4 separate regions of the Mus musculus genome follow, and regions 1, 2 and 3 are each linked to region 4. The links are chromatin loops, found by intact Hi-C in ENCODE. Cell type or tissue: heart. All regions are shown on one strand. Region 1 overlaps Rgs9bp (regulator of G-protein signalling 9 binding protein). Region 2 holds the start of Gm38989 (a long non-coding RNA gene). Region 3 overlaps Rhpn2 (rhophilin, Rho GTPase binding protein 2). Region 4 holds the start of Rhpn2 (rhophilin, Rho GTPase binding protein 2).

Evidence for each region. A loop is a pair of places that touch in the nucleus more often than their neighbours do. Peaks named below come from ENCODE experiments on the same cell type or tissue, not always from the same donor. Only the 100,000 strongest peaks of a DNase experiment are listed, where the experiment ranks them.
Region 1: it touches region 4 in a loop (2.0-fold over the local background); 2 of 42 quality-filtered maps call a loop at or near these places.
Region 2: a loop joins it to region 4, with 2.9 times the contacts of the local background. A loop is called at or near these places in 2 of 42 quality-filtered maps.
Region 3: a loop joins it to region 4, with 6 times the contacts of the local background. A loop is called at or near these places in 18 of 42 quality-filtered maps.

What each region holds. Positions count from the first base shown.
Region 1 is chr7:35,576,664-35,584,663 of GRCm38, forward strand. It overlaps Rgs9bp (regulator of G-protein signalling 9 binding protein), which reads right to left. Exons shown (of 1, transcript NM_145840.3): 1 at 2,330-8,000. The coding sequence ends at 7,844. Among named protein-coding and RNA genes, the nearest start is that of Rgs9bp, 4.9 kb to the right of the region's middle. In heart, CTCF peaks have their summits at 3,351 (motif pointing right) and 6,247 (motif pointing right); no DNase peak of the experiment used is centred here; H3K4me3 peaks cover 1,128 bases; H3K27ac peaks cover 734 bases; H3K27me3 peaks cover 2,676 bases.
Region 2 is chr7:35,226,828-35,234,827 of GRCm38, forward strand. Gm38989 (a long non-coding RNA gene) reads right to left here and starts at 7,987. Exons shown (of 3, transcript XR_881960.2): 1 at 7,073-7,987; 2 at 5,790-6,164; 3 at 3,641-5,654. n-TTagt9 (a tRNA gene) reads right to left here; the gene lies at 7,943-8,000. In heart, a CTCF peak has its summit at 3,695 (motif pointing left); no DNase peak of the experiment used is centred here; H3K4me3 peaks cover 1,647 bases; H3K27ac peaks cover 1,039 bases.
Region 3 is chr7:35,388,266-35,396,265 of GRCm38, forward strand. Rhpn2 (rhophilin, Rho GTPase binding protein 2) reads left to right here. Exons shown (of 15, transcript NM_027897.4): 15 at 2,490-4,022. The coding sequence ends at 2,750. It overlaps Faap24 (Fanconi anemia core complex associated protein 24), which reads right to left. Exons shown (of 4, transcript NM_178643.5): 1 at 7,948-8,000; 2 at 6,972-7,111; 3 at 6,710-6,862; 4 at 3,887-4,826. The coding sequence ends at 4,560. Among named protein-coding and RNA genes, the nearest start is that of Faap24, 4.5 kb to the right of the region's middle. In heart, a CTCF peak has its summit at 4,865 (motif pointing left); a DNase peak (open chromatin) is centred at 7,974; H3K4me3 peaks cover 547 bases; H3K27ac peaks cover 1,193 bases.
Region 4 is chr7:35,330,994-35,338,993 of GRCm38, forward strand. Rhpn2 (rhophilin, Rho GTPase binding protein 2) reads left to right here and starts at 3,244. Exons shown (of 15, transcript NM_027897.4): 1 at 3,244-3,418. The coding sequence starts at 3,350. In heart, CTCF peaks have their summits at 2,475 and 3,330; DNase peaks (open chromatin) are centred at 3,048 and 4,248; H3K4me3 peaks cover 2,709 bases; H3K27ac peaks cover 2,016 bases; H3K27me3 peaks cover 2,406 bases.

The sequences.
Region 1 (8,000 bases), 250 kb after region 4:
TTCACAATAAGCTCCTTTGAAAACACCTGTCTTTATAAAATGAGGTGACTTGGGGCTAGAGCCCCAGTAATCTTCCCCACATGATAGAATAGCAGTTCTCAACCTGTGGGCTGTGACCCCTTTGGGGTTGCCTATCAGATAGCCTGCATATCAGTTATTTACATTATGATTCATAACAATAGCAAAATTACAGTTATGAAGCAGCAACAAGGTAATTTATGGTTGGGGGTCACCACGACACGAGGAACTGTACTAATGTTTGCCATAGGCGACTCTATGTTAGTGTGGAGAGCTTTCACCAACCTAAAGAGGAAAGTCGTGAGAGCTGCATGGCTCATACCCAGTCAGGAGCACAGGTCACATGGTACCTGTGGTTGGTGCCTGCTGGAGCTGAGCTCGTAGCCTGATAGTCATTCGGAAAAGAAATTGCCAAAATTGAATTTTAGGAAACTCAGTTTCTGCAGGAGAATTTCTTATATTTCGGGTTTTTTTAAAACACCATCAAATCAAATCAAATCAAATCAAATCAAATCAAATCAAATCAAATCAAATCAAATCAAATCTTCAGGATCGGTGGCATACTCCCTTAATCCCAGCACTTGAGAGGCAAAAGCAAGCTTAAGTCCAGCCAGGTCTACAGAGTGAGTTCCAGGACAGCCAGGGCTACACGGAGAGACACTGTCTAGAAAACAACAAACAACAAACAAACAAACAAACAAACAAAAAACTCCAACCAACCAAACCAAACCAACCAACCAAACACCACCAAAAAACCTTCAAGTCTAGTCATATAATTAAGTAGGGAGTATAGAAGAATTTTATTTAATGTATCTTTTTCTTTTTGAGATATATAACTGTCTTTCACTTCAAGATTTAAGTAAATTTTATCTAGTCATGGAAAAGTTAAAGTTTGTGTATATACTGTTTTTTTTTAGGAGTTTTAATATTGTTTGATAAATGATAACAGCATGGCAGCATATTTTATCTACCAACTTTTTTAAGAGAGAGAGAGAGAGAGAGAGAGAGAGAGAGAGAGAGAGAGAAGAGAGAGAGAGAGAGGATGTGTATGGGTACCTGCAGAGGCCAGAAAAAGGCACTAGAGTCACCGGAACTGGAGTTATAGGCAGCTGTGAGTTGCCCTAAGTGGGTACTGAGAACTCAACCTGTCTCTCCAGCCCATTTTAAAATTATTCTCACCCACCTTTCTCTCCCATTTTATTCATTTGTTTACTATGAGACAGTGTTCCATGTAGCTCAGGGTTGCCTGTAAGACACAGTGAAGACTGGCTTTGATCATCTAATCCTCCTGCCCCCACACCCTCCTATACCTTTTGCTCCTGGCTCCTCCTCCATGAGACCCTAAAATGTTTTTCTGTTTAGAATATGACTCAGTGATAGGAAACTTGCCTAGCATATTTGAAAGGCTCTGCTACAATGTCCAGTGATGCAGGGTCGGGTAGGAGGGGAGAAAGGAAGGTTCTGGTTATTTCTCATTAGACTCGAGAGACTGATTGCTGTTACTTTTTGTCTGTCTGTCTGTCTGTCTGTCTGTCTGTCTGTCTGTCTGTCTGAGACAAGGTCTTAACCATGTAGCCCTGGCTAACCTGGAACTCTCTATGTAGACCAGGCTAGCCTCGGAGCCCACAGAGATCTACCTGCCTCTGGAGTGCTTGGATTTGCTTGTAACAAATCTGGTGTGGTGGCAGTGGTGGTGCACACCTTTTATCTCAGCACTCAGGAGGCAGAGGCAGGCAGAGTTCTGTGAGTTCCAGGCCAGCCTGGTCTACATAGTAAATTCCAGGACAGCCAACTCTATAGAGAGAGACTGTCATGGTTTGAATGAGAATGGACCACATAGGCATATAGAGTTGGATACTTAGTCCCCAACTGATAAACCAGTTGGGTAGGATTAGGTGACACAGCTTTGTTGGAGGAAGTGTGTCACTGGGAGTGGGCTTTGATGTTGCAAAGCCTGGGGTAGGGCCATTCTCTCTCTGTCTCTGTCTCTGTCTCTGTCTCTGTCTCTGTCTCTGTCTCTGTGCCTGCTGCCTGTGGGTTAGGCTGTGAAGCTCTCAGCTACTGCTCCAGCACCGTGCCTGCCTGCTTCCCACCATGATGATGATGGATTAACCCTCTGAAACTGTAAACCTCCCAATTAAATGCTTTCTTTTATAAGGGTGGCCACGGCCACGGTGCCTCTTCCCAACCACAGAACAGTAATTAAGACAGAGATTTTTGTTTCAAAAAGCAAAAAAAATGAAGTCTGTAGGAGCATACCCATTCAAACACTCTGACTGTTAAAACTTACATTTTTAATAACACAATAACATTTTTCCAGATGATAATAGCATTTAAAGTTTTATTGTAAAAGCAATATAAGATGAAATAAAAACATTGAAAAATTCACAATTCATAACCTCACCACCTTAACAAGTACTTTCGTTTCTGTGTATTTCTTTATAGAACGCTTCCACACACCTAATACATCCATAGCCACGCAAGCAACACTCAACTCTGCTTTCTGGCACCAGAACGTTCAAAAGACTCTTTAAAGTCATCTGACAACAGGAGCTGTCGTTTCGAATATTTACATCAGTCATATAAACTTAAGGTCTTAAAATTCTCAAATTCTAAACAACTAGGGTGTCTTCTCTCTCGTAGTCCTGCAGGGAAAACTCCCTGAACCTCCCACAGAATGAGGTGGACATATATAAATGACAGGAGTATCTTTCCAGAAATGTCTACCGTCCCAGTCATCAGCCTTTTGCCAGTTCTCAGGAACCAGAAGACACTGCATTTGAAGGACGGCTTTGAGCTGTGATGTCCACGGCCAAGCTTCCTGTGGTAATGGCTGCGTACAACTGTACTGCAGAGGAAAGCACGCAGATACCTACAGTTTGGAACCCTCTGGGCTCTTTTTGCATCCGAGTCTGTGGAGAGTAAGTCTATCGATGGGGTGTACACTCCAACATTCCAATGTTGGTGAAGAAAATTAAGCATATTGTTTAAAATCACAAGCCGATAGTGGCCCATTTGAAGTCCTTTCCCTGAGAGGTTATTAATGCTGCATATTATCTGTACTTTTTACTTATTTACAAACATTGTGGTTAGAACCTGTTGATACAACACGGAGATGTGAAAGCTTTGATTCCATGACAGATCCACCATTACACATTAGGAACACCCCCTGCTCCATGGTAGGGAGCTAGTATAGCCCCCAGACTTTTGGGCAAATAGCAAGGGCTTGTCTTTGCAGTTTCCCAGAATCCCTTGTGATGGCCTAATGGCTGTGAAAACAAGATTGAATTAGTGCACTTTGCATGGCTTGGTATGCAGTGTCCCTGGAGGCCAGAGGAGGGCGACAGAGAGCCTGTAACTGGAGTTACAGTCAGGCATGAGCGGCCCCATATGGGCGCTAAGAATTGAATCCTGGTTCTCTGTAAGAGCAGCACACACTCCTAACCTGTGAGCCATCTCCCCAGCCCCTAAAAATAAATAAAGACTCAGATTCAGACTTAAGAGTCTGCAGTTTAGTTCCTTGTCTATTTAAATACTATACACAGGCAGCATATACACGTGAACCTCTGTCTTCCCTTTGCATTGCTGCCAGTTGAATCCAGAGCTGTGACGTGCAGATCAAGCCCACTACTGCTAAGCTGTACCCCAATCCCACGCTTGCTTTTTTAGTGTCTACACTCTATGTGCACTGAAGCTTATGAGCACTAAGCGCCATTAGTTTTGATTTTTAAAACTAAATACTTGTTATTGTTTTACATGGATTATTTATTTATTTTGTGGGGCAAGGGGGCTGCACCTCTCTGTCTCTCTCTCTCTCTGTCTCTGTCTCTCTCTCTCTGTCTCTCTGTCTCTCTGTCTCTCTCTCTGTCTCTGTGTAGGTCAGAGAACAACTTTTGGGAGCCTGTTCTCTCCTTCCATTTTGTGGATTTCAGGATGGAACGCAGGTGGTCAAGCTTGGCAGTGAGCACCCTTAGCCCGAGCCACCTCACTAGCCTGACTTTTAATCTTTTAAAACTACTTTTCAAATACGTGATTTTCAGTTATGTGTACGTATGTGTATCTGTGTACATGAATGTAGGTGTCCACAGAGGCTAGAGATGCCCGATCTGCCTGGAGCTGGCATTATGGGCATCTGTGAGCCACCCAGTGTGGGTGCTGAGAACTGAACTTGTGGCCTCTGGAAGAACAGCATGTGCCCTTAACCTCTGAGCCATCTCCCCAGCCCCCGAACAGCCTATGTTTAGACAATAACCGCTAGACTACAGGATTACATTCCATGAGGATATACCTAAACCAACCAGCAAAGTACAAAGTCCCAAACCAAATCATCCAACAAAATAAGCCTGTCCCACTTCAGTGCCATCTGCTCGACACCTCAAGCTCACAAGGGCTCCACAAGGGCTCCCAAGACCCCAGTGCTACCAGTGGAGGATGCGAGGCACAGGGATATCAAATGACTTGAGGTACTTGGAGAGAGGCAGGGTAGATGGTGGGCCCTCAAGGGAGAGGCACACCCCAAGGGATGCAGAAGTAAGCTCTTCCTGCAATATTTTCCTCATCAGCTTCTTATACACAGGAGCCCCGAGGCTTACAAAGCATCCACCGTACAACATAGCAAGGAGGAAAGAACAGCTTACAAATGGACCAGAGTGCACATCAGGGCAAAATGCTACATTACCAGGGACCTCATGTAAATTCGACATCTCTTCAGCCAAAATTGCTTAACAGAATCATACATTCTTTACACAGCATCCTGTAACCCATAGGGGAATCACAAAGCTCTGGCTTTAACTCTACCCTAAGTATTTTCCCTTGTGGCAATTAAACTTTTATAATACATAAAAACAGAAATCATCCAGATGGCTGTGGGGGCCCACATCAGTAGCGTATTCTGAAGAGGCCAAGGCACGGAGGCTCATCACTTTGAGGCCAGTCTGGGCTACAAAGCAAGGCAGGGTAGCATATGCCTTTAATCCTAGCATTCAGGAGGCAGAGGAAGGAGCATCTAGGAGTTGTCCCAGGAGTTCAAGGGCAGCTTGGTCTACAAACTGAATTCCAGGACAGCTAGGACTACACAGTGAGATTCTGTCTTAGAAAACCAATTATCTGAGCATATTCTTGCTGCATTATGACTACTGTAGTCATTAGCAGTTCACTGCTGACTCATAGCTCACTCCCTTGATAGGTGCCTTGACACCCCGAGGTTCTGCCTTCTTAATATTGGTTAATACATTTTGGGGGGTATAATGATTGAATCTGAACCTTCAAGCACGCTAAGCAAGTACCCCGCCATTAGGCTATAACCCCAGTCCTCTTTTCATCTTTTATTTTGAGATAGAGTCTAAGTTGCCCAGGATGGCCTTGAAGTCACACTCCAGACCAACCTAATTTTGAACGTGTGATCTTCCTGTATCATTGTGAAGTATCAGGCCTGCACAGAACCCAGCCTAACTGATGTATTTTGGTTTTTTTTTCTTGTCAATTATACCAAGTATGAGATCATACCAAATGTCTATAGAAGATGAATTACCTCAACATCCAAGTATGAATAGAACCAGGATTCTATCAGCAAGCTAGCTCACAAACACAAGAAGACATATTAGTTAGAAGATAGCCAGTTTTACAAGGCAAGAGGTGACTTTGCCTATGTCCTATAGCAGCTTTCTTAGACAGCATCATAACACCAAGGACTTCACCTCATGTTTAACATTTTCAATCTCAGTGAGTTTCCTGGGTTCACAGGTCTACTAGAGGAATGTTTAGTTTAAGTCAACCTTTTGCAACATTGCAATGAATTGCAGTCATCTAAGAACCATCACAGGTGGACATCTAATGACCCAGCTCATTAAATATCCAAAGAATGGCTAAGGAGTGCAAAGAGTGGCGGTAACACCCCCTCTTTCTCACTTTCAGAGGTTAAAAGGAAATCCCATTTCTAGCCAAGCAGATCTTTGCTTTTGTCCCACCAACCATTTGAAAGTTAAATGCATCTGCTTTCTCAGTACCACTTCCCCAAGCCCCTCCAGGAAGGCAGAGAGCATTTCTCACATCTCATCCTTTACCGGTGGAAAGCAGGGGCCATTTCTGCCTTTTATGTGGAGGGTTCTGGCAGTTTGAGCTATGATCTTAAAATTCAGTCTCTATTCAGGAATATAGATGTAAAAGTTTCCGTTTTGGTTATGTGCATGTGTGAATAGTGTGCCTCCATGGGGACAAATACCTGAGGTGTCCAGAAGAGGGGGCTAGACCTCTCCTAGAGCTGGAGTTACAGGCAGTTGCGAACTGCTGGCTGGCAGTGGGTGGATGAATACTGTGAACAGAACTTGCATGTTCTGCAAGTGCAATACCTACGTGTGGTGTGTGTGTGTGTGTGTGTGTGTGTGTGTGTGTGTGTGTGTTACAGGGTCTCTCTGTGTAGCCCTGGCTGTCCCGGATATTATGCAGACCAGGCTGCCCTCCAACTCAGAGATCCTCCTGCCTTTACCTCCAAGGATTAAAAGTGTGCACTACTATGTCCCGATACAGTACATACTTCTACCTCTTAAGCCATCTCGCTGGTCCCCAGGGTTTTAGAAAAAAGCAGATGCAGATTCATATTTAGCAGACTACATATACAATGTAAAAGTTCTCTAAGCTTGACTCACTTGGCATCTATGAGCTTGTGGCCCAGTTTCCTTTATACAAAAACAAACATGCAACCCAACTTTGGTACTAACGTGCTTACATTCTTTCAGATAGTGTGTGTGTGTGTGTGTGTGTGTGTGTGTGTGTACGCATGCGAGTGTTTAAAGCTCTTTAAATTCCAAATTAAAGCTGTTACATTTTGAACTCAGCTGCCAGGCTCACAACCCCTGGTTACTAGTGATACCAGCATCGCCCTTCCCTGTAACATGGGGTCAGACAGTTGGGCAGCTCTCTAGAAAACTAGCGTTCCTATTGGCTATCGAGTAAATTCCAGGGATAGATAGGATTAAGAGCTTCAAAGAGGATTCCCCAGCCCTCCCTCAAAGGAGGGTCAAACACTGTGGTCTAATTCTGGGATAAAGTAAGCCGGTGAGAAGGAGAACGTGCCTGTTTACATAGCCGTGTGGCCCTTCCCAAAGCAGCACCATCCTGTCCCTCCCCCATCCGGGGATGAGTATGGAGCGGTCTTCTCTTGAAGCAAGTGTGCAGAGGATACACCACAACCTTCTTGGCTGTGACCCTAAATGGGGTCACGACACAAAAACCTCTCATAGCTGCAGCTCCTGGTGACTAATAGGCAGGCTCTGCCAAGTGCAGTAGTGTATCACAGAGAAAGCACTTTGCACGAGCCTCTATCCGTACACACTCCCAAAGCCTAGGCCCCAAAGGATTAAGGTAACAAAACCCACGCGCATCTTACTGCAACTGGTTTCTTGTCTAGGGAACAAAATGTCTCCCTCCCCCACCACCACTATGCTTGATACAACCCCACACCTTAACAAAATTGTCTCGTCTAAAACAGAATGAGTGCTACCAACCAGCGTGAGGGCACCAAACTTGGGACATACGTCTTAACCCATCAAACTCAGAGGGACCTGGGGTCACTGTGGACCGATTTCTATTAATAGGAGGTAAAGCTCCTACAGACATTAGAGGTAATGGCCTGGCCGCCCTGTGCTGTTAACTCCTCTTGGGCCAGCATGTTAAAAAACAAAACACGTTTTGCCCAGGCAGAGGTGGGCTTTGAAAGGATCATGTTCATATGCACACATTCAGGCTCACTACCTCTCTCCTTAACGGTTCAAACCCGAAGCCCATGCCCTGGAAAGAAAAGGGGCAGCGGACGACCGTTGGATATCAGTCAGCTCAGCTTTGCCACACATAAGGCGAGGGCCACAGCCACCAACAGCACGGCGCTGAAAACGGTGGCAGCCAGGGCCTTGCTGGGGTCGCAGGGGCCCGCGCGCTCCTCTACCGAAATGCCACCGGCTGAGGACGCGCCGGCACTGGCACCGGAC
Region 2 (8,000 bases), 100 kb before region 4:
TATCATCAGAACTTGAAAGTAAGAAGCAAAAACAGAGACAGAACTTCACGGAGAGTTGACAACGGCCCCCATCAGAGCTGGACATTTTCACATTATTCTCCTACTTAGAGTTGGTGGAGAAAAACATAGCAAAGAAAGAGAATAAGACACACACACACACACACACACACACACACACACACACACACACACACACACACCCCTTCAGTAACAATCCAATACCTGCTCTCCATCAACACAAGAAAATGTTCCTTCTTTTTGTGCAGGGGAGTTTCAAGTCAGGGTTTCTTTGTGTAGCCCTGGCTGTCCTGGAACTCTTTCTGTAGACCAAGCTGGCCTTAAACTCAGAGATGCGCCTGTCTCTGCCTCCTGAGTGCTGGGATTAAGGGTGTGTGCATGACCACTGCCCAGCTGAGAATGCTCATTCTTTTCAAGTGCACAAGAAATACTCATGAGGATAGATCACATCTGAGGTAATGTAACAAGCTCTAAAGGGCCTGAAGGATGGCTCAGTGGGGAAGAGCACATGCTGGTCTTCCAGAGAACAGGAGTTCAAATCCCAGCTTCCACCCCAAATCATGGTTGATCATAATAATCCATAACACCAGTTCATGACATCTGGTGGTTTTTCACTGGCATCTATATACTTGTGGCATACACACAACACCCCCACACATAAATAATAAAACTTTTTAAAGGAATTGGTATCAATAAAATTGAAAAAACAGAAATATCTGTGGAACTAAAAGTTGATTTTGTTGTTGTTTGGTTGGTTTTTTGTTTGTTTTGGTTTGGTTTTGTTTTTTTAAGACAGGGTTTCTCCGACTCACTCTATAGACCAGGCTGGATTTGAACTCATAGAGATCCACCTGTCTCTACTTCTGGAGTGCTGGAATTAAAGGCATGTGCCACCACTGCCCAGCTAAAAGTTGACTCTTTATAAGTATTTATGCATTGATAATCTTTAGAAATACCTCCTCCCCTTAGTCAGTGTCCATTGCAGTGAAGAGACACCACAACCATGGCAATTCTTATAAAAGGAAGCATTTAATTGGGGCTGGCTTACAGTTTCAGAAGTATAGTCCATTATCATTATGGCGGGGAACGTGGCAGCACACAGGCAGCCATGCTGTTGAAGAAGCTGAGAGCTCTACATCTTGATCCAGAAGTGGCCAGGAGGAGGTTCTCTTCTGCACTACATGGAGCATGAGCCGCAGGAATGGACCCCGCGTGGGCTTTTGAGACCTCAGAGCCCATCCCCAGTGACACACTTCCTCCAGCAAGGCCACACCTCCTAATCCTTCTCAAATAGTGCCACTCCCTAATGATCACGAATTCAAATATATGAGCCTATGGGGTCCTTTCTATTCAAACCACCACACCCTTAATGTCTAGTTCTCCTGCCTTTCAAGTGCTGGGATTTCAGGTGTACACAAACATAGCCAGATGTTTTGTTGTTGTTTTGTTGTTGTTATTTTAAAGACGGGGTTTCTCTATGTAGCCCTGGCCAGCCTAGAGTCCAGTACATAGAAATTCATAGAGAAGTGCCTGCCTTTGCCTCCGGCACGGTGGGATTTAAGGTGTGCACACTACCAGCTTTGGGAGGTTTGCAGTTGTTCTTTTTTTTTTTCATATTTTTACTTCAGTACCATAAGTTATGCTGAGTGGAGCTCATTATTTTGCTATTTGTGCATTCTAAGAGGTTTTAGAGTCTCTGTAAAATAGACTACAAGGTGTCTGCTGCAGCCTTAGAAGAACTTGCTCCATGTGGCCAACTCCAGGGCTGGAGTCTCTCATAAATGTGTACTTAACACAAGCACCTAAAATCTGTTTTTGCTAAATTCCACCAATTCCTTACTTGGGCCCACAGTAACATGAGGCAGGGTAAAATCCTGGCCCCTCTACCCACATTTTTGTCTCCTTTGTGTTAAAATGCGGGGTCAGACTCCTAACTGCATGTCAATTACTTAAGGAGTCTCCATCTGAAAACTGGTGATTTCTAAGTGATGGCATCCCTCTTCCTGGTGAGGAACTGAGGCTCTCAGTGTGACAGATCTCTGCTTTAACTCCTGCACTTGGGAGGCGGAGGGGGGATCTTTGTGAGTTGAGATCAGCCAAGTCTATATAATGACTTCAGACCGGGTTTCAAAACACAGACAGACAGACAGGAAGGAAGGAAGGAAGGAAGGAAGGAAGGAAGGAAGGAAGGAAGGAGGGAGGGAGGGAGGGAGGGAGGGAGGGAGGGAGGGAAGGAAGGAAGGAAGGAAGGAAGGAAGGAAGGAAGGAAGGAAGGAAGGGAGGGAGGAAATAAGAAAGAAAGAAAGAAAGAAAGAAAGAAAGAAAGAAAGAAAGAAAGAAAGAAAGAAAGAAGAAAGATGTGTGAGAAAGGAAGAAACAAACAAAGAAACAAAAAAAAATGAAACTGAGGCAGCCCCTCAGCTCTTACAGTGTTCCATCTTAGACCCTGCCCCCCAAATGGCCCCTCTTGGAAAGATAACCGCACCTCACCCCACCGGGCAGGGATAGTCTTCTCAAGTGAGTGCCCTCAAGCAGTAAGAACTTTTCAGAGTCTTGCAGAACCAGAACCAAGGCGATGAAGCGAGGCAGTGAGCAGACAGAGCACACGGTGACTGACAGACCTTCCAGCCTCTGCTCCCCTTGCTGCTCTGCTCATCAGGGCCTCTGAAGAGGGGCAGAAGTGCAAGCTTGTCTCCTGCCCACCACAGCTTTGCTCATTGAGTTCCTTTTCCCCTTTCAACTCCCTCTTCCTTTTGCTTTTTTTGGGGCAAGTGGAGCTGACATGTGGCCCCCAGGGCTTGTTTGACAGCTCTCACCTGCAGCCATCCTTAGCTGTATGTTCAGAAGCTGAGCCAAGGAAACTCTCCAAAGAAGATTTACTAGAAGGGTGACTCAGTGGTAGATCCCCCAGTGAGGGGCTGGGACTGTGATTCAATGGTAGAGCACCTGCCTAGAATCCCCCAGTGAGGGGCTGGGGGCATGGCTCAGTCCAAATGTTAGAAGTCCCAATGTAGACCCCCCCGTGGCTCAATAGCTCAGTGGTGACAATCTTGTCTATCATTTGATTCCCAGCACAGTGTGAAAAAAAATGGTTAAAATAGTAAATTTCATGTTATATGTCTCTTACCACAAAAAAAAAAAAAAAACTAAACTTACAGGGTCTTAAAGTTGTCTGATAAACGTGCCCACTGTTTTCCACTGACAAAAGACACTGTTGTTGCCAACCATGCCAAACCATGTATCAGACCATGTCAGAGTGCACACACATGTGCAACACACACTAATGTAATAAAACAAATATTTTTAAAAGTCTTTGAGCCGGGTGTGGTGACACACACCTTTAATCCCAGCACTTGGGAGGCAGAGGCAGGCGGATTTCTGAGTTCAAGGCCAGCCTGGTCTACAAAGTGAGTTCCAGGACAACCAGGGCTATACAGAGAAACCCTGTCTCAAAAAAAAAAAAAAAAAAAAAAAAAAAAAAAAAAAAAAAAAGAAAGAAAGAAAGAAAGAAAAAGAAAAGAAAAGAAAAGTCTTTGAATTTAAACGATTCTCAAGTGTTCTAGCACAGGAGACTCAAAGTTTTCTATGGGCTGGAAAGATGGTTCGGTAGTTAAAAGCAGTTGCTGCTCCTGCAGAGGATCAGGGTTCCATTTTCACCACACTGGCCCCCTCTTCTGGCCTCCATGGGTACTGCATACACATGGATAACAAAATACAGGCACTCACAAACATGAAAATCTTTTTAAAATCTTTTAAAATCTTTTTAAAATTACTATCTTAGTTTGGATTTTGTTGTTGTGAAGAGACACTGTAACCATGGCAACTCTTATAAAGGAGAACATTTCATTGGGGCTGGCTTGCTGTTTCAGGGGTTTAGTCCAATATCGTCATGGCGGGGAACAGATCAGTGAACAGGCAGACATGGTGCTGGAGAAGGAGCTGAGAGTTCAACATCCAGATCAGCAGGCAGCAAGGAGAAACTGAGACATGCTTCCTCCAACAAGGCCACACCTCCTAATAGTGTCACTATGTGCCTATGGGGGCCAGTTTTATTCAAACTACTACATTACACTTCCTGATATATAGGTTATACATATGTATATATATGTACATATATATATATGTGTGTGTGTGTCTGTGTATGTGTGTGTCTGTGCATGTGTGTGTCTGTGCATGTGTGTGTATCCATATTATAATGCAAAATGTGTTTAGTCCAACTGCAGAAGTCCCCATAGTCTGTAACAGTCTCAACCCTGTGAAAGTTCAAAGTTTCTTCTGAGTCTCATGCAATCTTCTAACTGTAATCCCCTATAAAATCTAAACCATAGTCACATACTTCCAATATATAACAGCACAGGATTCACATCATTATTCCAAATGGAGGAGGGAGCACTGTGAGGAAACACTGGACCAAAGCAAGACTGAAAACCAGCTGGGCACACTCCAAAATCTGCATCTCCATGTCTGATGTCTTCAGATCCCCAACTCCTTTCAGCTTTGTTGACTGCAACATGCGTCTCTCTCTTAGGCTGGTTCCATACCCTGTTAGCAGCTCTCCTTGGCAGGTATCACATGACTCTGGCATCTCCAATATCTTGGGGTCTCCAAGGCAATCCAGGCTTCATCTTTACAGCTTCACACAGTGGCCTCTCTGGGCCTCCATGACAGGCCACCCCTGACATGTGCCTGGCCTCAGAGGCTTTCCTTAGTCACAGAGATTCTATAACCACTTCTTCTATCCTTGATTCTAAAGCCAGAACCATGTGGCTGAAGCTGGCAAGTTCTGCTGCTTGCTGGGGCTGGAACATGCCCCAACCCCTTCATTCAATTACATCTTCTCCAACTTTCTGTTTTCAATGGTTTCCTTTGCTGCCTAAACTTGGCTGTTCTGAAACTAGCTCTTTAGTTCCTTTTTGCAGGTTGGAAGCATAGTTGGGTGGGGCCTTGCCTTTATTTCATTTAACATCAGGTTTTTCTTTACTCTGTTTATCTCCTTAAGCGTAGGACTTCACTTCGTTCCACTTCCTGGTTCCTCTCTTCCCCACATACTGCACATTTTGTAGCTGTCTTTGCTCAGCTTGCTCTTTTTCATTACAGATCTTCATAAGAGTGAACAGTAATAACCACAGGACAGAGTCAAGACTAGGATGTTTTGAAATTTCCTCTGCCAACTTAACTAACCAAAACTCTTCAGTTTAGCCTCAGGCAGACTTTTCAGAAAAGGAGAAAAGGCAGCTATATTCTTTGACAAGATATCATAATAACAGTCTCTAGACCACATACTAAAATTCTTCTCTGAAACCTCTTGAGCCAGGCCCCCAAATTCAAATCATTCTCAGCGCACCTGTCTTCCATGCTCCTTCTAGGATGGTGCATTAAGCCCCACTTAAAAAGTTCAACTGCTTTCCTAATCCAAAGTTCCCAAATCCACATTCCTCCAAACAAAAGCATCGTCAGGCCTCGCACAGCAATACCCCACTCCTGGTACCAAATTTTGTCTTCATTAGGGTTTCCTTTGCTGTGAAAAGAGGCAACTCTTATAAAGGAAGGCATTTAATTGGGGTGGCTTATAGTTTCAGAGCATCATTCCATTATCATCATGGCAAAGTTAAAACTCAAGGCACTAGAAGTTAAATCTGAAAGGAAAAAAAAAAGTATTGATTTAAAAACTAACCGTGATAAACCAAATACATGTTGACACAAACAACACTTTTACAAAAACTATTTACAACATAAACCAAAAATCAGTTGGAAGTAAAACATTGTTTTACCTTTTTACAAAGTTCTTACGGTTAGTGATGTGCTGTTGTGGGTGACAAACAAGAGGCTGCGTTGGGGGCCTTGGAGAGGCTGAGCCAAAGATGGTAACAGGAGTTCTTCCAGAGAGATGACACACTGACTGAAAGATCTCTGATGGGATGGGTTTCCCCACAGACTACCCGGGAAACAGCATTCCGAGCCCCCACCACCCTAAATTCAAAGTCTCTGAGGCAGGAAGACCTGTGTAGGTTTTTAAGGAGCAGAGACAAGGTAGGTTAATAAGGGCGTGATTCTCATTTCTGGCTTTGCTTACTGCTGGGAGTTGGGTGGGGTGGCAGGAATGTTCGGCCAATCAGATGACTTCCAGGTCCTCTGTCCCTGTGCAGCTGTTACGGTAGAAAAGCTTTCCTTTAGAGCAGAGCCTCCCTCAGACTCAAGTGCCAACCAACGTCTCCGACTGGTCCTCACTTAGCTTTTTACTACTGTAGAGAAGCACCCGCAATTACTTAAAAAGAGGATTAAGAATACAATTCAGGCATGTCGGTTCATGGTTGAGAGGGAGATGGGGAGGAGGAGAGAGAGGGAGTGAGAGCAGGATAAGGTAGCTGACCCACTGACCTACAGCCCTCTGCTAGGCCCCACCTCCCGAAGTCTCCTCCCAAATAGCGCCACCAGTGTGGACCACGCTGATCACATGATCCTAGGAGAATTTCGTTTCACCATAAACAGGCATCCAACAGGCAAGTACTCCAAACCCCAGGACTGATAGAGAGGAGCTAGAACTTAGCCCCAAGAAGACTCGAGAGTGCTTTCCAATAAAGCCTTCAGTAACTGGATGCAGCTGAATAGACCTGATGCCTTTGTAAAGTGTGGGACTATCCCTCACATTTTCGTTGGCAGTGTCAACCAAAAAAAAAAAAAAAAAAAAAAAAAACCAAGTTGCAAAGGGCAGGAACTGATCAAAACAAACAAACAAACAAACAACACACCCAGACCCGTAGGAGAAGCAGAAAGAATTGCCTCCCGGACAAGCAAATTGTCAACTTAACCGTAGTGGTCAAGTCGAAATCAGTATTCTTAAATTTCGGTCTTTTGCCCAGCTAGAAAGAAGCCCCACAACCTCTCATATAAGCCTGAGAGCGGTGGCGCTGACATATCCCCCCCACCGCACTGTGCAATATCCTGTGCTGCCTTATCGAACCAAAAGCCCAAGCGTGTTCCACTGTGTGGGTTAATGAAAGTACGTTCTTTGTCCCTTTTCAGCTTAGGACATTTTTTTTTCTATTACATTTACCTATTTGTTGTGAACACATTTGTGCTCATACGTGAGCCGCGGCGTACATGTGGACCCACAGGCCGGAGGACAGTTTTCGAGGGTCAGTTCTCATCTTCCACCCTGTTAGACCCAGGAATTGAACTCAGGACGTCCAGGGTTAGCAACAAGGACATTTATCCACTGAGCCGTCTCGCCAGTCCTTAAGATGGTTTTAAATGGTTTATAAGGTTGTAACTTCAATTGTGAGTCAAAATATCTGCATTAGGAACACCGCCTCACGTGGCTCCTGCATTTTCTAAAGCTCGCTGGGTTTATCATTGTGTGTTTTGTTTGGATTTAGGTGTATCCCTGGGGAACATTCTTTAAAACTTCAAAGTCTCCCCCACCTTCCAAAGCCCTGGTCGCAAATGCTCTCAAGGGGTTCCCATGTGCCTGTGCTCTTGGCAACCACAGCCCAGGCCTTAGAATCGGGCCCCACACGGGAGCACCTAGCCATTTGGATTTTTATGCATGCTGTAGATGTAGATTGACGATCGGATTTGATGCTACAGACCTCCATTTTGGGACTTTACTCAGCCTCGCCAAGCTGTTCTCAGTATGCAGATTGTTGCTACCCACTGCGCGGATTCCGGGAGGAAAAATCAGCATGCTTTGCAGTGCTCAGCGAAGCCAAGAGCAATGCTCAGCGAAGCCAAGAGGCTGTGGAGACTTGTCACCCCTGTGGAAGCACTCAGGGGACAGCGATTTGGCCGACCTCAAGGAGGCAAAGGCTAGCAGGGAACACAACGTCTTCCGCTAAAATGTCTTCCGCGCTGACAGAGGAACGGTTCTGTGAGAGGGCTCGCAAAACAAAAAGGGTCGTGCAAAAAAGAAGAAAAGGTAGCACTCAGGCACCGCTGGGATTCGAACCCAGGATCTCCTGTTTACTAGACAGGCGCTTTAACCA
Region 3 (8,000 bases), 57 kb after region 4:
AGGTGCTCTTAGCCACTGAGCCTTCTCTCCAGCTCCTGAACGACTCTCCTGCAAAATGAACCTAAATGGCGAGTGCTGGACGTGTGGCTCAGAATATAACGCTTGCTTAGCATGTCCTCCGTTCCTTCCCAGTGATGGAAAAACATCAAAGCGGTGAGAACAAGCGAAGGGCTGTTTCCACCCGGATCATTTACCTGCTACTCTTTGTTTTGAATGGTGGGAATCCTACTCCTCCCTAGAGCACATTTGGAGACTACTAACACCGTGGAAAGAATCCATGCTTTGGCATGTAGAGCTGGAATCAGGCCCCGACTGTCAACAAGCTGCGCGGCATCAGCTGGTTAATACCCTTTCTGGGCCTCGGTGTCTTTGGCAGTAGGTTTTCAGTTAGACCACGGTTTCCAGAAAGTGCCCTGAAAGTCTCGGGCAGGGGGCAGGAAGGCTTGGGGACTAAGGCAGGGAGCCCGCCATGTACAAACAACAGAAGCAGCAGTAGAGGGAGGGAAGGGAAGACCCAGGAAGGGGGCAGACCCTGGAGTGGTCCTGGGAGGGGAGAGGGTCATTGAAACTTCTCAAAGAATGTGTGGGTGTGTGCGTGTGGACATGCATGGATAGCAGAGCGAGCCACGTCTGCTGAGAATGGCTGTGAGGCAGGAATGCAGGGTGTGGGCTGGTACCTGGAGGAGGGGGCGTGGAATCCAGGCAGCGTGGGGGCCTATTCTTTGAGGCCATGGCTATTGCTCATAGGGCAAGGCTCTCTGGTGGAATATGTGTTGAATAGTTGGAGGTGAGCAGAGAGGATTATAAGAACCATCCAGGACCAAAAGGACTGGTGGGACCAGGGGAAGACTGGCGTGCCAGGTCAAAGGTCATGCAGAGCCAGGGGGTCAGGGGAGCCTGTCAGTTTGGGAAATAGCCTCAAGCTGTAAACAAGCTGTTTGAAGGATGGTGGTAGGGGAGGCAGGGTGGCGTGCGTGCGGTGGAACTGGAGCTGACATCCTGCCAGAGGAGGGAGGAAAAAAACTGACAGTGTTTGTGAGGAAGCCATTATCATGGTAGAAGGCAGACTCAAAGCAGGTGGAGGGTCGGAGATGCTCAGAGTCCTGGGATCTGGCTCGAGAATTTGGTTTTATTGTTTTTCATGATCGCATGCCCCTGTTGGAGTCTCTGAAAGGGAGTCTTGACCCAAAATTACCAGATTCTAAGGTGTCCTAGCTAAGGTTACTATGGCTGAAATAAAACACCAGGACCAAAAAGCAACTTGGATAGGAAGGGATTCATTTGGTCCACACTTCCATATTACAGTTCATCATCAAAAGCTTTGAGGGCAAAGGAGATGCAACTCAAATGCCAGGACCAAAGAAACCTGGGGAGGGAAGGCTTGATTTGGTCCACAGCTCTGTTTATCATCAAAGGAAGTCAAGACAGGAGGAACTTAGACAGGGCAGGACCCTGAAGGCAAGAGCTGATGCAGAGGCCACGGAGGGGCGCTGCTTACTGGCTTGCTCCCCTTGGCCTTCTCAGCCTGCTTTCTTATAGACCTCAGGACCATCAGACCAGGGATTGCACCACCCACCCTGGGCTGGGCTCTTCCCCATCAATGCCCTGTAGGCTTGCCTACGCCCGATCTTACGAGGTTATTTTCTCAAACGGAGGTTCCCTCTTCTCTAAAGGCTCTAGCCTAGGCCAAGTTGACATACGAGGTTATTTTCTCAAACGGAGGTTCCCTCTTCTCTAAAGGCTCTAGCCTAGGTCAAGTTGACATAAAAGCAGCTAGCACACAAAGGGAATCACCTTCCTTTATGGTTCCCTGTCTTAAAAATCAAACAGCTCTTCGATCCCCCCTCCCTTGGCATCCGGAGTGAGATGTGTGGCACACGCTGCCCCTGCCTGCTTTTCAGAGTTCTGAGTTTGATTTGCTGGGCGTGTGTTCTGTGGTCAGGAGACAACGTGTAGGAGTCAGTTCTCTCCTTCCACACATGGATGCTTTACCTACTGAGCCACTTCTTCTGACCTGGCTTTTCAGGGCATAATTCTTTAAGCCATCCAAGGTTTAGATTTCTATCAACCTGGTGTGTGTGTGTGTGTGTGTGTGTGTGTGTGTGTGTGTATGAATGTACTGTAGTGTGCATGCAGAGGTCACAGGATGACTTTCTATCAGGTAGGTTCAGAGGCTGGGATTCAGGTCACCAGGCTTTGTAGCAAGCATCTTTACCCACTGGGCCATCTCGATGACCCTCTGTCACCCTTCCTTCAGAAAGGATGCCGTCCGTGTACAGTGTGAGCCTCCAACTTTTAGGTTCTTAGTACAACATCTGCTGTGACTCAGGCTGGCCTCCAACTCACTGAGTAGCCAAGACTGGTCTTGAAGTTCTCCTCCTCCTCCTCCTTCCTCCCCAACGCCACCTGGACCATCCTGGGTCTCAGATTTGCCCATCATTACTGTCTAGTCATGCCTCACACTTTTCTTCTTCTTTCCCCATGAACAGCATAATAAGTGTGCCACTTACTCTGTGGGGATGCAGAAAACTTACTCCATGATATGCCTGTCCATGGACGATGATGACAAAGCTGACAAAACCAAGAAGATCTCAAAAAAGCTCTCCTTCTTGAGTTGGGGCACTAGTAAAAACAGACAGAAGTCGGCCAGCACGCTGTGCCTCCCCGAGGTTGGCCTGGCGAGGTCGCAAAACAAGAAGAAACTCCCGACTCCCTTCAGCCTGCTCAACTCTGACAGCTCTCTGTACTGAAGGGAGGAGCCAGAACAGGCCACACCGAGGTCGCCACAGCTGCCTAACCGCCCATGCCGCGATGGGACTGTTCTCCAACCCCATCTTCTCAGACTGTAAACTTTGATGTGCTTGTGAACATGAAAAAGAGACCTCTAGAAATTGGTGAGAAACCCAGCCGCATGGGGATTTTCACATTGCTGCAGTTATTTATTCTATAATGTAGGGCATAGAAGAGCCTGAATATTTTAGCTGTTTTTTTTGGTTTTCCAAGACAATTTTCTGTGTAGCCCTGCCTGCCTTAGAAGTTGCCCTGGTGACCAGGCTGGCCTCGAACTTTGAGATCCACCTGCCTCTGCCTCCCAAGTGCTGGGATTAAGGTGTGTGCCACCACCACCCAGCAGCTGCTATTACTGTTTTTCTTGGCTGTGATTATGATATTCAGGCACCGTGAGAGATGAATTGGGACCACCTACTTTGGTACTATATCCGAGTGTTTAGATTTGTATAGTAGTGATTTCTTAAGTTCAAGTGACTCTTGAGTGGAGGCAGGTTAGAGGTGTTAACTAAAACCAGGCTGCTTGGAAGATTTCTGTGAGTTTGAGGCCAGCCTGGTCGACATAGTGAGTTCCAGGACAGCTGGGGCTACACAGAGAAACCCTCTCTCAAACAAACAAAACCGAAACAGGCTGCTTTAAGTACTTGGGAATTCATGAGATGAAATGACACATCTTCTGTCATCCCTGCATAATTTGACTGTTCTTTCCCAGATGAAGTCTAGTGCCAATTTTGTCTTTCCTTCCTCCAGAATCAGCCCCCCTCAGCTATATCATACTGACCAGTAGCTAACACAGTGGCAGTGTTAGGAGATACCGTCTACAGGGTAGATAATATGCTGTTTGATACTCAAAACGTTGCTCTTTTTGTTTAAAGTAGGAGGTATGTAACTGTGTATTTTAAGAGTCTTGGTTTAAGTAGTAGTTTCGCAGTTTACAAGGTAAAGACGTAAACTTACTCAAGTTGAAACCTCTACTCGACTTTGTAAGATGTATCTACCAACTTGACTTTGGGGCTATAGGTTGGATGACACTGTGACAGAGTCACGGTTGACACAGTTCAAGTGATAAGTTTAAGGATATATAGCCTGTGGATCTTAAAGTAACAAGGATTTAAATATTTTTCTATTGTGCAATATCTGGAGAACACAAATGCCTTAAGGAAAGTGTGCCCGCTATCCCTGGGGCTCTGTTTGTATAAATATTTAAATAAAGTCATGTTCATTGTTTGAGTTAATTTTTCTTTTTTCTTTTGCTTTTATTTCATCCTAATTATTTCTTCCACGTCATCCAAAGCACAGCATAGTTTTCTTGTGTTGATTGGGGGGAGGGGTGATGCGGGAGGAAAGGCGTTTGTTGACTCGGGCAGAAACTCCATAGCACAGGTACCTGACGAGTGTGGAGAAGACCTGAGCTGTGGCCCTGACACTGGTTAACGGGGACACTCCCTACTCAGCGCTGGACCCTCACAGGGCCTCTCAGTGACAGAGGCAGGGCAGAGAGTCTTGTACAAATCTGCTCCAGCTGGCTGCGGCTGGGAATGAGTCTCTGGATGATCCCCGTGGGGACCCTCTTCATCTTAGCAGAAAGTGGCCAGTGCCGCCCGCGACCCCCAAGCCCCACCAGGTGGCTGCCCAGACAGACACCGAGGCAGGGTGACTGCGAGCCTCATCGGTCCTCTCCTTGTCTTTAGCCCATTGCCATTGACAGGGGAACTTTTCCTTCTTTTTAAATATGGAAACCAGACGCTGCAGTTTGAAGTCTGAAGGCAGAGTCAGCTGCGGGGCTGCTGTCGCTTAGGCTGGGTGAAGAAGGTGTGGATTTGCTGTGCTGCCGCGGGCCCCACGACCTCCTCCAGTTCTTGGACGGAAGCGTTGCTCAGTTGCTGGATGCTCGGAAACTTCTGGAGCAGAAGGGGGGCCTTAACTTTCCCAACCCCTGGGATCTGCTGCACTGTTTGAACAAGGGAGAGCTCGGAGAGCATGGAGCGCTTTTTCCTGAGGAAAGGGTTCTTGCTGGGCTCTCTGGTTTGCTCTTGAACCTGAATGGGAAAATTAAAGGAAAAGGATGTGAGCGCCCTCTGGTGGACAGGTAGTTTTTATTTTAAAAAAAAAAGTGTGTGTAGTTTATGTATGTGCACATGCAGTGCACGTGTGCATGACTGGGTGTGGGGGCCAGAGGTGGTCATTGGGTGTCTTCCTCTATTACTCTCCACCCTATTTGGAGAGGGGGTCTTTCTTACTAAACCCAGAGCTCCACAAGGTAGAAAGGCCAGTGAACTCCAAGGATCTTGCTGTCTTCACCTCCCCAGCGGGCTTTTTACACGAGCTCTGTCCCCCCCCCCCCCCCAAATATCTGTGTGGCTTGTTTACTGTGTCACGTCCCTAGCCCCTTAAGACAGTTGTTCCATGTCATTCAGTTTATATATAAATAGTGTAGCCCAGGATAGCCTCAAAGTTATGATCCTCCTGGCTCTCAGGGGCTTGTAGGCATGTTCCATGATCTTGCCTCCCAACACTAATTTATGTATTTTATTTGACTTTTGTGAATTTTTATTGGGGTTTGTCGTGGTGCCACAGCATGCATGTAGAGGTCAGAAGACAATTTGTGGGAAGAGACTCTCTTCTTCCACCATATGAGCTCCAGGGATTGAACTCCATTGAGCCCCAGGTGGCAAGTGCCTTTATCTTCTGCAGAGCTTGCCAGCCCATGCCACTGATTTTAAAACGTTTCCCAGGAGCAGTGGGCATGGCACCTACACTCCCGGTACTCAGGAAGCACTGCAAGTTAGAAGTCAGCCTGGGCTACAAAGTGCCAAGCCACCCTAACTATACAGTGAGGCTGGGATCGAAAGGCAAACAGGCTCCCTGGTAAAGTATAAAGAGCAAAGAGCTGGAAAACTCAGGAACAGGGAAAAGGAAAGGAAGCCAGCATCGATTGCGTGCTTATGGAGACCAGAGGTCAACCTTGCGTGTCACTCGGTCTCCATGCACCACGTGGTTTGAAACAGGGTCTCTCCTTTGCCTGTAGCTGGCTGATCAGGCTCAGCTGGCTGGCTAGCAAGCCACAGGCATCTGCCTGTCTCTCTCTAGGGGTAGAATTACAGGTATGTGTTGTCCTGTCCAGCATTTTCAGATGGGGTGGGGTGTCACACTCAGGTCCTCAGTTCTTGTGTAGGAGGTGTTGTAACCACTGGGCCATCCCCCAGCCTCAGGGTTTTTTGTTTGTTTGTTTTAGTTTATTTGTTGTAAAGAGATCAATGCATGCAGCCTATACACAGGAGTGCTGGAGCTTAGGCATAGTCTCGGAAATGCTTGTGATCCCCAGGACCTGGGAAGCAGAAGCAGGAGGATCAGGAGGAGTTCAAGGACAGTGTGGGTCGAGGCGGGGGTGGGGAGTGGACGCAGAAACAAACCAAGAAAGGCTGCTACTTAAACAGCGAATGGGACAAAGTGGCCCGGTGCCATCTTGCCCAGTGCAAATGCAGGATAATGGTGATGGCACCAGTGCAGCCTGGAGGCCAAAACCAGAGCTCTGACTGACAGCCTTCAGTCCTAAGTGCAACAGTTTCCGTAAACCAGGTGGAGGTGTCACTGGCTGGCAGAGTGTTTGCCTCTGCATGCAGTAAGTACTGAGCTCAACCTTCAGCACTGCCTAAGGCCCCGTGTGGTGACACACGCCTGCAATCTCAACTACGTGAGAGCCTGTGTCAAAGTTTATTTTGAAGTTAGGTGCACATCTTTAATCCCAGCACTTGGGAGTCAAGGGTAGGAGGATCTCTGAGTTCGAGGCCAGCCTGGTCTACAAAGTGAGTTCCAGGACAGCCAGGGCTACTAAAGGCAGCTTTGGTTAAGTCTGGATCTGGGGTAAATTGAGCATCTTCTGGACTTCTGGGATATTATAAAGGAGAAGTCTGGTACTTACCAAGTGGATAATGAGGCAGGATGCTTCCGACTGGCTGGCCACTGGAAGCAGCACCATCCCAAGGTCTAGCACAGTAAACTTCTGGACTGCTGGGAAATACTGTTCACTCATCTGGGTCTTCTCAACTATTATGATCCCTTGAAGATGTGAGGACTTCAAAAGAGAAGAACACAGCTCTGGTAACACAGTTCAGAAAGCTATCACTCAGCGCTTGGGACGGTTGAAGAGAGGGGATGCTAGATTTTAGCACCTCGGTACTTACATTTCTAAAGCGAGCGAGTCTTTTTCTGTAGCCATGTCCGGCCACCAAATCTGCTTCAGTGACATAGAGAATGCAAGATTTGCTAGACAGGTAAAAATCTGCTGATGCCAGGCCCTCCTCAAAAATGAGTCTAACTTTTCCTAAAAAACAGACAAGAAAATTCGTTTTTAGAAATTTCAGGTTAACAAGGCAGCAACAATTGAAATGTACTTTTTGTGCGAAGATTCATTTTTTTAAATGTGTGTATATGTGTGTATGTGTGTGTTCGTGCATGAAGGTACCCTGAGAAGCCATGAGAGGGCATCAAATCTTCTGGAATTGGAATTACAGGCAGTAATGAACAGCTCAGTGAAAACAGATGGGGATCTAGCCATCTCTAGCCCCCACCCCGCTTTTTGTTGGTTTGAGACAGGGTTTCTCTGTGTAGCCCTGGTTGTTCTAGAACTCACTCTGTAGATGAGGCTGGCCTTGAACTCAGAGATCCTTCGGTCTCTGCCTCCCAAGTGCTGGGATTAAAGGTGTGACCCACCACCACCTGTCCTAAACCTCCTTTTTAATAAAATAAAACCCAAAGATTTATATGTAGGTTTTGCTCGCATATGTCTGTGCACATGTGCAAGCCTAGTGCCCCCAAAGGCCAGAAGAGGGAGGAGTCTGACTCCTTGAGCCACCATGTGGGTGCTAGGAATTAAACCACGATCCTCTGTAAGATAAGCCAGTCCTCGTAACCACGGAGCTCTCTCTCCAGTCCCCTTTCATTTTAGTCTATGTAACTATTTTGAGACAAGTTCTCATAGCCCAAGCTGGCCTTGAACTTGCTATGTAGCCCCAGGCTGGTCTCTAACGCAATGATTCTCCTACTTCAGTCTCAGGAGTGCTGGGATTGCAAAGGAACATCACCATACCCAGCATTTCTCTCACTCTCTCTTTTAACGTGCTGGGAAGAAAGGGGTATGACAGAAGACAGCTCACTGACCTTGCATCTCCTGAGCCAGTTGGGACCCGCGCCATTTTTCACTAGCCACAATA
Region 4 (8,000 bases):
AAGGGACGGGGAAGAAAGGAGGCAGCAAGCCTGAGGTGAGACACTAATGGGAAGTGTGCCCTTGGCCACTCCTGTCTTCAGAGCTTTGTCTTCCTCCCTCAAGAGTTCCGAGTTCGAGGCCAGCCTGGTCTACAGAGTGAGTTCCAGGACAACTAGGGCTACACAGAAAAACCCTGTCTCGAAAAACCAAAAAAAAAAAAAAAAAAAAAAGTGAAGATCCTATGAGGTCTTTTATAGGTAGGTACAAGGGTGCCAAAATGGAAGCACGATGTCCGTTCAAGTTCTGGTTAGAGTGGAGGTTGTATGACTGATAAGTTCAGGAGTATTAACACAGTAATATACTGACCCACTTCTCTTGGAGCCTGAACCAGAGTGGCTGTGTTTAACCCTCAGCCCCAGGCCAGCACATTTCCAGTGAATTAAAGAAAGCCTGTGTCAAATTGATTTGTGATTGACTTGGTTGACTTAGGAAGAAAGAAAAGTTTTTTTCATCAGCTCTTTCCAAAAACACCTGCCCCAGAGTCCCGCTGATTAGGACTCTGTAGGTTTCTTTTCTTCCCTTTCCTTCTTTTCTTCCATCCTTCCGTCTTTCTTGGAATATGGACACCGGGTCTTTCCACTGAGCCCCAGTGTGGTGGGTTAATGCCTTTTGTCAGTTTGACACTAGTTAGAGGAGGGAGTCTGATTGAGAAAATGCCTCCAGAAGACAGGTCAGTAGGCAAGTCTCTGGAGCATTTCCTCAATTAATGATTGATGTGGGAGGGCCCGGCCCACTGTGGGTGGTCCTAACCCTCCACAGGTTGTTCAGAGTTGTATAAGAAAGCAGGCAGTGGGGGGTGGAGAGATGGCTCAGTGATTGAGAGCATTGGCTGCTCTTCAAGAGAACCCACATAGAGCCTCACAACTGTCTGTAACTCCCATTCCAGGGGGTCTGATGCTCTTCTTTGAGCTCCATGGGCCCATACATATGGTGCGCAGATAGACATACACACAGGCAAAACAACCATATACAGAAAGTAAAAGAAACTCATTAAAAACAAAAGCAAATCAGGCTGTGCAAGCCATGGGGAGGGAGCAAGAGAGTAAGCAGTGTTCTTCAAGGTCTTTGCTTCATTTCCTGACTCTGGATTCCTGCCGTGAGTTCCTGAACTGGTTTCCCTCAGTGATGTAAGGTATATGGAAGTAAGGTAGAAACCAAATAAAGGCCAGGTGTGGTGGTGTACCCTTTTAATCCCAGCACTTGGGAGGCAGAGGCAGGCAGATTTCTGAGTTCGAGGCCAGCCTGGTCTACAAAGTGAGTTCCAGGACAGCCAGGACTACACAGAGAAACCCTGTCTTGAAAACACACACACACATACCACACCCACACACACACACACACACACACACACACACACACACACACACAAAACCCGTTCTTTCTCCAAGTTCCTTTTGGTCAGGATCTTTATCAGAGCAGTGTAAAGCAAACTAAGACACCAGGCTAGCCTCAAACTCAACAGTAGTGCTCTTTCAGCCTCTGGAAAGGCATGGAGATCACAGTGTGTGAACCATCACGTCCCGTCCGTTGGCAGGACCTTTCTTAGACTGAAGTAGCCCTTTTCTCATGACCTGGTGAATTTATTTATATATTTATTTATTTTTTAACTTTTTAACGTATGTTAAGCTGTTGCTTTTGTTTATTTTCAAGAACTTATTTTAAACCTCTCGAACCGTCTAAATATATATTTATTTACTTTCGATGTTTTTACATTTATTTATTTTGTGTGTTTGCTGGGGGGTTGGAGGGGGAATGCATGTGCCATGGCGCACGTGTGAGGTCAGAGAACCTGTGGAAGTTCTTTTTTGCACCTTCTACCCTATGGGTTCCAGGGAATGGAACTCAGGTTGTCAGGCTGAGCGGCAAGCACTTTTATCCTCTGAGCCACCTCTGCAGCCATACTAACACCATTTTTGTTGTTTGTTTTTGTTTTTCGAGACAAGGATTCTCTGTGTAGCCTTGGCTCTGAGACCCGCTTGTCTCTGCCTCCTGAGTCCTGAAATTAAACGCCCCTGGCCCCTAAAACACTTCTTAAAGAGCATGAAAACGGTTGGTTAGTTTTGAAAGCCGAATCTGAGGTTTACACTGCGACCCACAGACCTCCAAAGGCAGAAGACAAAGGTGTTTTTTGGTGGTGGTGGCGGCGGTGAGGAAGGAGTCTACAGGCTGGGGGCTCTAGGCTCCTGCAGATGTAGCCCGATGTGCTACCAATATCCGACGCCAGTTTACCTACTCTCCAGTAGGAGGTTCCGCGAACCCCGAGCCTAAGGAACCCCCTGCTACTCCTGTACTAACCACATCGATACCTATAACACGAGACCAGCCAGAGAAAAAATCACTTGGGCTTGAGAACTGAGAAAACCGAGTTTGGGAACTCTGGCATCCTTAAAGACACCTGCAGAATTCCTGTGCACAAAGCCTGCTCAGTAGGTGGCCCCCTCTCCCGACGACTTCTGCTACCCAAGCGCTCGGAGGCCTCCTCTCCTGCAAACAGCTTTCCGTCCTTCCTGGCCAGAGCCTTTAAAAGCTTCCGAGCAGCGAATGAACTGGTCATGAATGTCCGCGTCCCTGAGTGGGAAAGCAAACGTATTTAGTTCTCTGCATTTACTATTCCTAGGGCTCCAGAGAAAGGGCGAATTTGGGTTTCGCTACGTTTGCTGAAACCCCGATCCCGCTGGCTGCGCCACCTTAACGCTCACAAGGTAGTGAGCTGTGAACAACACTCAGATTAAGATCGAAGGCTCAGCAAGAGCTCCATTCTAGACTCGCGGCAGACAGCACTTAACACTTGCATGGGGCAGGGGCGCGGTCTATACAATCAAGGGCAGGGCTTCAGGGCTCTGGCTTCAGCCTCGGGCGGGGCTGGAGGAGGACCGTGCGTGTTGTGGGCGGGGCCTTAGTTGAGCGGGGCGAGGCTACAGAGTTAGGTATCCGCCTCCGGTAGGACTGGATGGTGGAGGGGCGGGGCCTAGGCGAGATGGGGCGTGGCTCCAGAGATCAGGGGTGGGGCTCACTCTGGGATGCAGGAGGACTGCAAATGCGGGGGGCGGAACTGTAGGGCTTGGGATTCGCCTCTTGGGAGGCTGAAGGCGGGGCCTAGGTGGCAGAACTGAGTTCCAGGCTCGGGATCTGCCTAGGTCCAGGTCTTGCTAAGAGGGGCGGAGCTCCAGATATCTGGCGCTCTAGGGCTCGGGCGGGGCGGCAGGGCGGCTGGCTGGTCGGGGCGGGAGCGGGGGCGGGTCCCGGCGCCTCCTGGGGCCCTTAGTAGCCACTGCACCTCAGTTCACCCTGGACTCCCGCGCTGCCAGCATGACCGATACGCTGCTACCCGCGGCTCCCCAGCCGCTGGAGAAAGAGGGTGACGACTACTTTCGAAAGGTGAGTGGCGAGTCAACAGACCCTCTCTCTCTGTCCTGGCAAACTGCGGAGCGTGCTGAAGGGGCTTGAGGCGGGGGTCGGCTTGGACTGGAGGGGGAGGGGAAGGAGAAGGGAGAGACCCGCAGAGTTGGTGCGGGCCGAAGGGCGGAGAAGGGGGGTCGAAAGGGGATTGATTGCGCGGGGCTTGGAGCCCCGAGCAGATGGCAGCCGGGCTGGGGCGTGCAGGTGCACAGGCAAGCCACACGCAGGTGGGAACCTGGGGAGGTGATCCGGATGGCCCTGCCAGGCTTCTCGCGCTGGTGGGGAAAGGACCAGCTCCTGGCCACGCTGGCGAGCTCGGTCGGTCCCTCTGCACTTATACCGCAGCTCAGTTTCCACCCGAGCGCTTAGCCATGGTGCATCTGGAGGGCGAGTTTTGCTCTTTTGCCTCCCAAGTGCTTTCAGCGTTGGCCCCCTTCGACTTCTTGGTAAGGGAGAGTGGATGCTGCAAGGGGACCTCGGGCGTGCCCCTTCGTTTGTCCTCGCCCAAGAGAGCCAGAGAACCGGAGTCTCACTCTTCCAAAGTGGATTTATCTGTATTTGGTTGTCCGAGAGACCGAGAGGGCGAGACTGGACTCTGCGCGCTTGGCACGTCTTGGCGCTCCTGGGCAATTAATGCGACTGCCTTTCGCCCTGGAACTCAGTTCCTCAAAAGCGACCCCATTAGGCGCCCACAGCGGTGCTGGGATTGCCCAACAGCTGCTGGCTTTCAAAGGCACTTTAGAGGTGCGAATCACTGTGACAGACTCCTCACCTTCCTCTTGGGTCCCTAGAGAGTCTAAAAATAGCTTTTGGACTTTGGCCAAGGATCACCTGGTGGGTTGAGAGATTGTCGTGGATATTTTTCTAACTGATACGATCGAAGGCGCAGCGAGCAGTCATGAATAGGGAAGTGAAACTGCTTCCCACAGAGCAATCAATTCTTAATTGTTCGTAAATGGGCTTGGCAGCTTCCTTCTCCCGCGGGACTCTGGCATCTTAAAGAACTTTTGCTCACACGTGAAGTAGTAATAGAAAAGAGGGAAATCTGGAGACAGGTGGGGACAGTGGGCAATTTTTAAAGTTCCTTTTGGCATTTAAAAAAGTTTTAAAGTATATTTAAGTTGAAAGATGTCATCATGGAATTACAGGATTATAACTTCTAATTATGTGTGGCATTTGGGCCAGAGGATCACAGGCCAGAATTGCAGGAGGTTGCTTGGCCTGGGAATCTCAAGATGTCCAACCTAAGGCCCTAGGGCCTGGCTGCCACCCCCACAAAATTGCTTTACAGCCTCCAGCAAGTTGCTGTCTCTTTGTGGGATATCAGTTCTTGCTAGATTGTTTGTCTTCTGAACAGATGGCTTGGTGGACCTGTGGCAGCTTCTTGGTGGGGAGAAGGCAGGAAGTCAGAGAGGATGAAATATACTCTGGAGGGCGTCAAGCTTTTCAGAACAAGTTCTCCTGTGGCACCCATTCAGAGCAGTGAATCTCAGGAGAGGATGTGGGTGGGGAAGGGAAAAGATTGGAGCCTGAATGTTTTTTAAAGATTTAAGTGTATGTGTATGTGCATGCACGCTCACACGCCTTGGAGGCCAGAAGAGAAGACCAAATGTCCTAGAACTGGAATTACAAGTAGTTGCGAACTTCCACTTAATATGAGTGCTAGGAACCAAACTAGGGTCCTCTGCAGGAACAGTAAGCAAGCCTAACTGACCACTGAGCCGTTTCTCCAGTTCTTTGGGTATTTCTCAGGTGCAGTTTCTCTGATGCTGGCTGATGAATTTTACAACTAACATCTGTGCAGAATTGAAACCCTTGTCACTGCAATTGTGTTGTGTCTGAGTTAAATCATGCCAGTCTGCAGAGTGCTGCCTTTTGTATCAGGAAAATAAAAGGGTTGGGGTACGTTTTTCTAATCTGTGCCCTGAGCCAGTTTGATGTAAGTCATATGACAGATGAATGAACTGTGGAGGTTAGACAGGTGAAGGAGATGGAGAAGGGGCCCTGCAGGCAGAGGGAACAGCCTGGGCAAAGGTATAGAGGTACAGGTGCTTGGAACCTTCTGAGAGTAGAGGGATGTTTGGAAACTCAGCAGTTTCCGATTAGATTGCATATCCTAAGGAACTAGGGGATGCTGGAGATTCATGGAAACATTTAAAGCAGATTCAGCCATGTGGGATTAATACCAGAAAAATCATTTTGACTGCAGTGGTGGAGAAAGAGTGAAACTGGGCAGGAAGTTGTATTGCTTTAGACCAGTGCTTCTCAGACTTCTTAATGCTGTGACCCTTTAGTACAGCTCCTCATGTTGTGGTGACCCCCTCCCCACCATAAAAATCATTTTCTATGCTACTTCACAATTTTGCTGCTGTTAGGAATCCGAATCATAATGTAAGCTTCTGATATGTAGGATATCTGACATGTGATGCCAAAGGTGTCTTGACCCATCTGTGGAGAATCACTGCTTTAGACCCTGTGATCCCATTGTCTTTATCTTCCCTACCCTGATACAGACTGCCAATGGCGTTAGCCAGCATGAAATCCTATGTCCAGGTGGGGACCGCAGCTCAGTGGTAGGGCACTTGTCTAACATGCACATGATCCTGGGTTCCCTTCCCAGCCCTGTGAATTAAAATTGGATAGCAGGGATGCCAGTAGGGAGGCTCCGATGGTGAGTGGGACCAGCAGTTTGCCAGCTGTGAACGGGAGATGTCACTTTGGGAGTCATCCAAGTGATTGGCATTTTCAATAGTGAGTAAAGAAGCCGGGGCAGAAATATCTGGATTAAGGGAAGGAATGAGCAGAAGGAGGAAGACAAGCTGGAAGGGTGGCAGTGCAGAGGAAGCTGAGAGACGTTGACAACCCTAAAGAGTGCTGGAGGGGTTCAGGTTATCCCTTCAAGGGAAGAGCAGAAAGTGAGTGAGTGGAGGGTAGGAACAAAAGCCAGTGTGGCAGGGATGCTGGAGGAGGGAGATGTAGGAAGGGAGATGAAGGGAGATGGAAGGTGTGTGTGTGTGTGTGTGTGTGTGTGTGTGTGTGTGTGTGTGTATGTATAGACAAGGTCTCTTTGTACAGTCCAGGTTAACCTCATCCATGCAGAATCCCCCTTTGTCAACAGAGAGAGAGGACTGGGCATAGAACCTACAGTTTTCTACATGCTAGGGTCTCTGTCACTGAACTGCGTCGCCAGCTCCTTGAATTTTTTTTTTTTTTTTTTTTTTTGCTAAGACAGGGTTTCTCCATGTTGCCCTGGCTATCCTGGAACTCTCTCTGTAGACCAGGCTGGCCTCAAACTCAGAGATCCATCTGCTTCTGCCTCCCGAGTGTTGGGATCAAAGGCGTGCGCCACCACTACCCAGCTTAAATGTTTCTTTTTTTTTTTTTTAAGATTTATTTATTTTATGTATATGAGTACACACTTTAGTTGTACAGATGGTTGTGAGCCTTCATGTGATTGTTGGGAATTGAACTTAGGACCTCTGCTTGCTCTGGCCAACCCCACTTGCTCCGGCCAAAGATTTATTTATTAGTATAAGTTCACTATAGCTGTCTTCAAACGCACCAGAAGAGGGCATCAGATCTCATTATGGGTGGTTGTGAGCCACCATGTGGTTGCTGGGATTTGAACTCAGTACCTTTGGAAGAGCAGTTGGTGCTCTTACCCACTGAACCATCTCACCAGCCCGAATGTTTATTTTCAAGAAGATTTGCTGGGGATGGAATTGGGGTCCTCTTGTGTACCTCACATATACTCTACTACTGACCTATAACCCTCTTTCCCAAATGCTTGCTCTAGAATGGGCAAGTCTAGGGCCTTGATTTTTGTGTTTCTTTTTTCTTTTTCCTTCTTCTGTAGTTGTTGAGGAAAGAGAGTTTGAATTCTCCATTCTCCTGTCTTTACCTCCCATGTGCTTTGTTAACAAGTACAGACTTCCAAGCCCTGTTTGAGTCTTCTTAAAATCTTGTTTTTATGTATACAGCCCCGGGGCTTGTGCCTGCTTGGTTAGGACACTATCTCAGCCTCCTAAAGCACTTAAAAAGCAGGAGAATGAAATCAAAGAACACAAGAACACAAAGCAAATTTGCTGCCTCCAGGCTCTGCAGGCCCCTCCTTCTGGAGTGTGGACTGAGTTTTGCTTTCTAAGATAAACCTTGATTAGTTGCTCACCAGACAAAATCAAACTGCAGGGAGATGTGATCGCACACACCTGAAATTCTGGTAATGAGGACTCAGAGAGGCTTGTGGGCCAGCCTGGGCTCTGTGTACAGTGAGTTCCAGGCCAGCTTGGACTAGTAAAACCCTGTCTCAGAATAAAAACTAACCAAAGAAGGGAGGAAGTCAGGTGTGGGGCTGTTTGAGACTCAGGAAAAGGATAAACTGGGGAAGCACTTCTGGCTGATAGGAGGAGGGAGGTGAGGTTTGGAAGTATTGGGAGGGCCAGTCAATCAAGGGGGAAGGAATGGGCACCCCAAAACTAGATATGTAGTCAGGACCTTAGACAACATCCCTCAGGGCAGACTCTTCCTGCCCTGGGTCCTTATCTGTTCAAGATAAATTTAA